Linked DNA regions of Homo sapiens: region 1 is linked to region 2. Evidence: chromatin loops called from intact Hi-C (ENCODE). Cell type or tissue: mammary epithelial cell. All regions are shown on one strand. Links, peaks and the distances in the headings refer to the core of each region. The heading gives the core; the rest is flanking DNA.

Region 1 (4,404 bases), core at 136-4,135, 150 kb before region 2:
TGCTGTTCCTGCAGGGTGGACCCCTTTAATCTCAGTGACTTCTGAGAACCCCCATTCCTCATTCAGTGGCTTCTGCTACTTCTCTTGAGGGGCCAAAAGGTTAAACAGAGACAGCGTCAGGAGTGAAATGGCAGCCAAATGGGAGAGTACAAGTTGGCCCTTGAGTCAAGGTCTATGTGTTATCATGTGATTCTGGGCACAAGTCCTTTCTCAGGATGTAAATAATGTTCTAAAGGTAGATTTTTAGGCTCTTGTGCTCTATTAGAAGTAAAGCAAACATTGAGGAAAGGAAAATGGGTGCATCATTAACACCAATGTACTCATGGGTGGCTGCAAAAGCTACTCTAAATTAATCTGAAATTTCAGGATGAAAACTTAAGAGTTAAGAATTGGCATCATTATTTGTGAAGCGACTCAAGAGTATCTATTGTGAATCAAAGAGCAGGATCTGCTTCAAGAAGCTTACTATCTAAGGCTGACAAAAACAGTAGATATTAATATTCTGTATTATGTACAAAACTGGAACTTAAAAATGTTTTTCCTTTATAAAAATATGTTCAGATTAACTTTTTAGCCTTCCTTCCTTTTCAAGTAGAGGTGGGAGGTAAGTATTATCTGTCCCTTTAGGCATAAGATGAAAACAAAGTGCAGAGAGGGAAGTGACCTGGCTAAGCTCACAGAGCAATCATGCCCCTATCTACATTGGCATTTGAGCAGGGAACTTCAAACAAGGAGCCACCAGGCTGGCCTTTCTCCTATGGAGTAAGATGACAGCTCCAATTCCTTACTGATGTAAGGGGGCCCGAGTGTATAGAATACATAAATAAATGTGCAAAAGAGGAAAAGAAACCTCAATCTGGCAAAGCTGTTGGAGAGAAGACAAATTAATACCTGTGACTCTGGTTCTGATTCCCTGAACTTTTTTTTTTTAATCAAGCTTTTGCTTTGAAATAATTTTATATATATGGAAAAGTTGCCAAGATACTACAGAGTTCCCATATGCCCGTCACCCAGTTTCTTCTGATATTAACATTTTACATTTGATTTCCTGAGTTTTGCAATAATTTTATATTCATGTTTACAAGTTAATTTGTTTCTATAATGTTCCTATAACATTCCCCTCAAGTTTACTGCTAAGATAGAATAACCTACATATATAATAAGGGTTCAACAGTTGAGCACTAAACATTTTGGTTAAAAAGTCACTTGAGAGTTTTAACTGCAGTTATCATTACTGGAGAAGGGAGAAGGAAGAATAATATTGTGACAAAAGAAAAAACTTTAGAATAAGAGAGAACTTTTTAGGTTTCTCTCAGGCTGGAAGTTAGTTTATCCTCTCAGGAACAATTGAGGCTTTATAGCAATACTGAGATGACAAATAATTTTGGAAGCAGCATTTTATAGGATATGCATTAAAGAAGATCTGTATTTCCCAAAGTTTCTGGATTTGTTCAATAGTAAATAAAAATAGAATTAACCAAGATTATAAAAATTTGGCTGATAACAGTGCCCCACTTTAAAGTTGGAACAGTATTGAATGGTGGATCAGTGGAAGATATGAAGGCACAGTGGAGCCCAAGCAGAGGATTGGTGTGTCATAGAGGAGTGCCATTGATGAAGGGTACTTGAGAAAGGACAAAGCCAGGTTTCTTCTGTGTAAGAGTTTCACCAGTAGTTTAGTGAAGAGGGACTGACACTTGATGATGGACTAATACCATGGTTATTTATTATCTGAGATTATTAAATTCACATTTATGCTTAAGATAACTCTAGAAGGAATCTTATGGAATTTCCCATACTGGACAATTTTTGATTCACAAAAATGGAACTTTTATATGATTCATCCTAATAGTAAATTATGTGGTGAATTTGAAAAACTTTTGCTTAGTTTCACTTTATACTTTTTTTGTTTTTATAAACTTGGAAGTAAAGAACAGTGATTTGAGCTAGAAAAATCTAACGGAGATTTGTTATAAAAATAACTAGAATGAGCAGACAGATGAGCAGCCACCTAAATGCAACCCAAATAGGCACTCTTCCTACGTGCCAGACATTGCACACTTGCATCATAACTGTTTTATGTTTTCTTCACAGAGGTAAGTTGATTCTGTGCACTTCGATTTGTAAATTTTACAGGTTTAGTGGTACTCAGCATCTTTTCCTTCAGGCATCTAAGAAAGTACATCTGAAAATAATTGTTTATCATCCTAAAACATAAGGTTTAATTTTCAACCATAAGGTGGCATCATATCACATTTTATGCAGAAGAAGCAGGTCGCTTTTCTGTTCACTGAAATGACTAATGCTCTGCACATGTCTTTAAGTTGTGGGTGTGACACATTATTGAATTTTGAAGTTTATAAGCAAGTATTAGAAACTTGCATCTCTATATAGAGGCTTAACTTTTTTTCCTTATATTTGATCTTTCTATATTATAGCTGAGAAGTTAGTAATAGAAAAAATTATTGCTATATTAACTAATACTATGTTTTTCCTCATTAAAATATGTAAGGCAGTTTCTTGCATATATACAAGCTACTCAGAAATATTCACTGCATGATTAAATTAATATATTCTTTTAATAGGCCTTACCCTCAGGAATTCATTTTCCCATTTGTCAAGTTGAATTTACAGCATACTTTTATTGCTATGACCCATTTCTTACCAGCATAAGAAGCTTATTTCTTGAAGAAGTTAAACTCAACTGAACACATTTAATTTCCCTACTACCCTTTAAAAATACATTACTGTTTTTTTACACACCACTTTTCTTTGCTTAACTAGAAATGTCTAGGACTCACAAATTGCATAAATGCACCAGTTTACTTCTAGTAGCTTGATTTTAAACTCTGGTTTAGTTTTGAAAAGATGAGTTAAAACTTTGCTTCATTTTTCTTTGTACAAACATTTGTATGTTGTAGAAAACATTGTAAACACTTTCCTTATAAAATCAGCCTTTTTTTCAGCTGAAAGGATTTTGTTATTGGAGCTCTATAGTTTTGTGAGAAGTCACTGCCACTTTGCCTGCAGGAAACAACCCACAAGGCATATTGCAGAGCATCTTAGAAATCTAGTTTGGAATTTGGAAATGGAATAATAGGACTTTGGTCTCAACATTTCTCTGATCCTGAACCTCTTGGAGCACTTAATTCTCATTCTGACTGGCTATGATGCCAAAGTAACATATTGAAAAATGAAAAATTGTCAATCATTAAAAAAACCCTTAACGCTATGTCGGAAAACCAGCTAGACTGATGTTTCTATTAAACTGAATTGATTTCATGAATTGAGGCTTGGCTATACCTTAGATAGTAAATCTTTTTTCCCCTTGGGTGGAGCTCTGCTTTAAAAAGAACTGAATTATATTTCTCTCTGCTATTGATAATGTAGGCATTTTATCCTTAATGTTTTCTTCTCAGAGGAAAGTCAAGGTGAAATAAAGTGAAAAGTCAAGGTGAAACAAGCAGATTGGTGTGAAATAGAATAAGGGAGTATTCCAAGGAAGAAGGTTAAGGAAGCCATCCCTAAGAAGATGATCCCTGTTGAGGTTGAAGGATGAGGCAGAGCCAGCCCTATACATTTGGTTTCGAATTAGGTGGGTAGAAGACAGACTGATAGTGGCTAGGGAGAACATCTCAGGAATGGAAAACAGAGAGAGAGAATAGAAAGGAGGGCAGTGTGGATGGAGCATGGGGGTGAGGAGAAGGGGCTGCAGGTGTGGCAGGGTAAATAGGACAGGTGGGCTAGCGCCACTGCAAAGTGAAGCAAGTGAAGAGTTTGAAGTTGGGAAATTACCTGATCTTATTTACATTTTAAAAAGCTTACTCTGGTTCATCAACAGTGGAATGGATAGATAAAGTGTGATCTATTCCTACAACAAGATGTTATACAGCAAGGAAAATGACTAATTTGTTGCTCTATGGTACCTAATAACATGAAATAATGTGTCAACTTAAATATAATGTTGAGTGAAAAAAGCCAAATGCAAAAAAGGACACAGTGCATGAGTCCATTTTTGTGAATATTCTATTCTTTGTTCTGGGCACTGGTCACGTGGATGTGCTGAGTCTGTGAAAATTCATCAAGTTGTACACTCATGATTTGTGCACTTTTAATGTCTGTTAAGCTTAAATAAAAGGTTAAAAAAGGAATACTCTGGTTGCAGAAGAGAGAATAAATTGCAGAGGAGAGTGGAAGCAGGGGGACCAGTTAGGAAGCTATTGAAATTTTCCAGGTGGAAGATGGTGGTGGTGGAAATGGGGAGAAGTGAATGGATTCTAGATCTAATTTGAATTATAGTACAGTATTTATTATTAGATGGAAACATATGAAATACCTGGTATTCAACCTCTTTTGGCCTTCAAAAATGACAATTTCATATGGCTCAACCTACTAGAAATGGAT
Region 2 (4,404 bases), core at 91-4,090:
GTGCTTACATGAAATACGTGCAGAAGTTGCACTGGGAGAGGGATCAGAAGAGGAGGGGAGCCACATATTAGAATCTTGGAGAAGACTGTCTGGCTATGTATTAGAGCCGCTTACAGACAACCATGGCCATTGGGAAGAGTTAAACAGGGTATGCTTTAAAAATAAACCTTTTATTTTAGAACAGTTTTAGATTTACAGAAAAATAGTGAAGATAGTACATAGACTTCCCGTACACCCCACACCCAGTTTCCCTTATTGGTAACATCATAATGACTATTTGTTACAATTAATAGACCATGTATATTTGTTACAATTAGTAAATCAGTATTGATAAATTATTATGAACTAAAGTTCATATGTTATTCAGATTTCCTTCATTTTTATCTAATGTTCTTTTTCCATTCCAGGATTTGATTCAAATTCCATTATCTCCTTAGTATCCTCCGGTCTGTGACAGTTTTCCAAACCCTCCTTGTTTTTGATGACCTTCACAACTTTGAGAATTATTGGTCAGGCATTTAGTCAAATTTCCCTCACGTTGTGACACAGGATTTGTCTCACACTTTTCTCATTATTAGACTGGAGTTACTTGTTTTTCTGAGGAAGACCATATAGGTAAAGCGCCATTTCCATCATGTCATTTCAACGGTCCATATTATCCACATGACTTATAACTGTTGATGGAACAGGAACATTTTTAATGGGAGACTGAATTGCAACAGACTTTGAGTGTTGGGAATTAAGAACATTACGGATCGAGACCATCCTGGCTAACACGGTGAAACCCCGTCTCTACTAAAAATACAAAAAATTAGCTGGGCGCGGTGGCGGGTACCTGTAGTCCCAGCTACTTGGGAGGCTGAGGCAGGAGAATGGCGTGAACCCAGGAGGCGGAGCTTGCAGTGAGCCGAGATAGCGCCACTGCACTCCTGCCTGGGCGAAACAGCGAGACTCCATCTCAAAAAAAAAAAAAAAAAAAGAAGAAATTTTACTCCTCAAATGTGGTATATTTCAGTTAGTGTTGCTTCTCACAAAATAATAAATGGTCAAAACAAAACAAACAAACAAAAAGCAAGTGAAGCAGTGGTAAAACTTATTTGACTCCAGTTCCGGTTGCAAACTGAAAGGCTTCCAGTTTCTCAAACCGGTTTTCATTGAGACAGCTTGCAAAAAAAACTCACCCATGTGTGCAAGCAAATCTTGAAACTGTAAGTCTGTAACAGAGAGACTCCACCCATTCAGAAATAAGTTGTTAAATAAGAGAGGTTTAGGAGTTTTTCAAATGAATTGTTATTGTTCCATGGTTTATATCTTCAGGAATTAGCTGGACAGTGGTCTGACTCTCCTTGGCTCACCTATCCAACAGGGTATTGATTTTTACAGAAATTTTGTAAAATATCAAGACAACATTAGGATAATCATAAGTTTTTGTGCTTTCATTATATGAGTCCTTCATCTTGTCTGTGTCAAAGACTTTGTGCAGGTTGTAAAAGCATTATACTTTCAAGCGCTTATGCCTCAGACACCATGGCTGTGGTTACTTTAGCAAGATTAGACAACGTTTATCACATATAGGGCTCCAAAGCCACCCACCTGAGTAACTGGAGTGGAGATAAGCATGATAGACTAAAATGCATTCTTGATGACAGTGGTAGACAGTTTTCCATGTTGTTAAAGGTCCCAGGTAGACATCTTCTGTTTGGAATGGTTGGAGGAAAGAATCTCAATGGAAGTGTATTTATTTGCTAGGGCTGCCATAACAAAGTACCACAGACTGGGGGCGCTTAAACAACAGCAATTTATTTCCTCACAGACCTGGAGGCTAGAAGTCTGAGATCAAGGTGTCGGCAAGGTTGATTTCGTCTGAGGCCTCTCTCTTTGGCTGGTAGATGGCCATCTTTTCAATGTGCCCTCACATTTCTTTCCTCTGTGTGTGTCTGTGTCCTAATCCATCTGTTCTCACGGGGACACCAGTTATGTTCAACTAAGGCCCACACTAATGACCTCTTGTAATCTTAATTATGTTGTTCTCTTTGTTTTTGTTGTTTTTTTAGGTTCAATATTTATTATTCGACAAATATTTATTGAGTACTATGTTTACCTTACAGGCTTTAATTTTTTTTAATTTTAATTGTGGGTACATAGTAGGTGTACATATTTTGGGGGTATGTGAGATATTTTGGTATCTCATGCAATGTGTAATAATCACATCAGGGAAAATGGCGTATCCATCACCTCAAGCATCCATCCTTTCTTTGTGTTGCAAATGACACAATTATACTCTTTTAGTTATTTTTAAATGTACCATAAATTATTGTTGACTGTAGTCACTCTGTTGTGCTATCAAATACTAGACCTCATTTATTTTAACTATTAACCATTTTTTTGTGCCCATTAACCGTCTCCACTTTCCTCCCCGACTACCCTTCCCAGCCTGTGGTAACCATCCTTCTACTCTCTATCCCCATGAGTTCAATTGTTTTGATTTTTGCTCCAATAAATAAGTGAGAACATGTGAAGTTTGTCTTTCTGTGCCTGGCTTATTTCACTTAACATAATGATCTCCAGTTCCATCCACGTTGTTGCTAATGACAGGATCTCATGTTTTTATGGATGAATAGTATTCCTTTGTATATACGTACCACATTTTCTTTATCCACTCATCTGTTGATGGACACTTAGGTTGCTTCCAACCTTGGCTATTGCGAATAGTGCTGCAATAAACATGGAAGTGCAGATCTCTCTTTGATATATTAATTACATTTTTAAAGACACTGTCTCCAAATACAGTCACATTCTGAGGTAGTGGAGATTAGGGCTTCCACACACAAATTTGGGGGGACACAATTCAGTCCATAACAGGAAGGGTAAAGGATTCAGTAAAATAGATATTTCCTTCTCTCCAGACCTGGGTTTCCAGGAGTCTGGGATGACTGACATTTGATGCTGACTTTTTGCTGGGCTATTTGAGGGGAATTTAACAATGGAGAAAAATGTGAGAGGGAGCACTTCATGTGGGGAGAGCCATGCTGTGTAATATGACTTTGTCAGGAGCCCATTTCCGGATGTTACCTGTGGTGTTTGCACAGCTGTTCTGTCATTGTACTCCTTGGCAGCCTGAAGGCTGATTTCCTGGTGAATTTTCACCTAATTTCCTTTGCATCTGCCTTATAAGTGATAGTTTCATGTCTGAACTTTAAAAATGGCATCAGCCAGAATGCTGATTTATTAATTTACAATGAGAAATGTAATCATTGAGTGGACTGGGTACTCCAGTTTCTTGTCCAGCATGTGCTTTCCCTGCAGGCAAATGTAAGTGGGAAGCCAAATTATCATCAGAAGGTGGCTTGGTGAGCATGGAATCAGGCCAGGGGAGTTAGGGATGAGATTTGGCATTCCCTTGCTTTTTATTCTTTGGGCCAAGCAGTGCCGAGCAGCATAGACTGGCAGCACATGCTGGCTGCCTCTGCCTCTGCTACTCTTCCTGACTTGCCATTGCCTCCTCTGGCAAACTCAGCAAGCAGGACTCAGCTCAACCATCTCTGCCTCGGAGAAGCCTTTCTTCATTTCCCCAGACAGAGGAGGTCTCTCTTCTTCCTTACCCCTGTGGTACTTTATGCTAAGTATGTATTTGGCATCCTGTGTTTTGGTTATTTATTTACTCACCTGTCTTCTCCACTGAACTCAGAGAAACTTAAGTGAAGGGATTTAATTGTGTTTACTGTATACAATGCAAGTGGTCAGTGTTCAATAACTACTAACTGCTTAATAGAAGTTATCATTATGGTAATTCACATTACGATGGGGGTTTATATATATTTGTTTTTGTTTTTGCTTTATGTTTTAATACGCTTTCCAGTAAGTTGCTCATAAGACATGATCTTACATTGCACTAATAGCTATGAGGTGAGATAGGCAGGTAGGCACCAGTATCAGATGACAACATACTTAGAGGTTAAGTGATTTGTCAATCAATTAAAGGCACTTTCCACCAAACCTGCTTATCTTGAGAACTGGGTCTCCTCTCCCCTGAGTTCTCCCTGTTCTTGCCCTGTGGGTTGATACTTAGAGCTTAAGCCTTTCTCCCACATCCTTAGTTTTCCTCTTTCCTCCTCCTTAGGAGCCTGGAGCTCTCTGAGTGCTTGGTATTCTCTCTTTAAAAGGACCTTCCTTCTCAGCCCTGTCTTACTGGGGAGGATTCTGCACTTGAAAATCCTGCTCTTTCCTCTTTGACCACCCATTTTCTCCTCATGCATTTCCCTTCTAATTTCCAGGTCAAACTCTGATTCCCTCAGACATTTAGTCTTGTGAAGAAAGCAATGTGATTAAATTTAATTTACACTAAGATGCTAATAACATCCTCAGGGTATTTGCATATTAAGATTTTAAGAGTGAATTCCTTTA

What was found. A loop is a pair of places that touch in the nucleus more often than their neighbours do. Peaks named below come from ENCODE experiments on the same cell type or tissue, not always from the same donor. Only the 100,000 strongest peaks of a DNase experiment are listed, where the experiment ranks them.
Region 1: a loop joins it to region 2, with 8 times the contacts of the local background. A loop is called at or near these places in 14 of 110 quality-filtered maps.

The regions. Positions count from the first base shown.
Region 1 is chr7:91,782,500-91,786,903 of GRCh38, reverse strand. No RefSeq gene overlaps it. Among named protein-coding and RNA genes, the nearest start is that of MTERF1, 96 kb to the left of the region's middle. In mammary epithelial cell, for the core only: CTCF peaks have their summits at 2,048 and 2,247; a DNase peak (open chromatin) is centred at 2,273.
Region 2 is chr7:91,633,695-91,638,098 of GRCh38, reverse strand. LOC124901697 (a long non-coding RNA gene) reads left to right here and starts at 2,735. Exons shown (of 2, transcript XR_007060430.1): 1 at 2,735-4,404. In mammary epithelial cell, for the core only: a CTCF peak has its summit at 1,772; no DNase peak of the experiment used is centred there.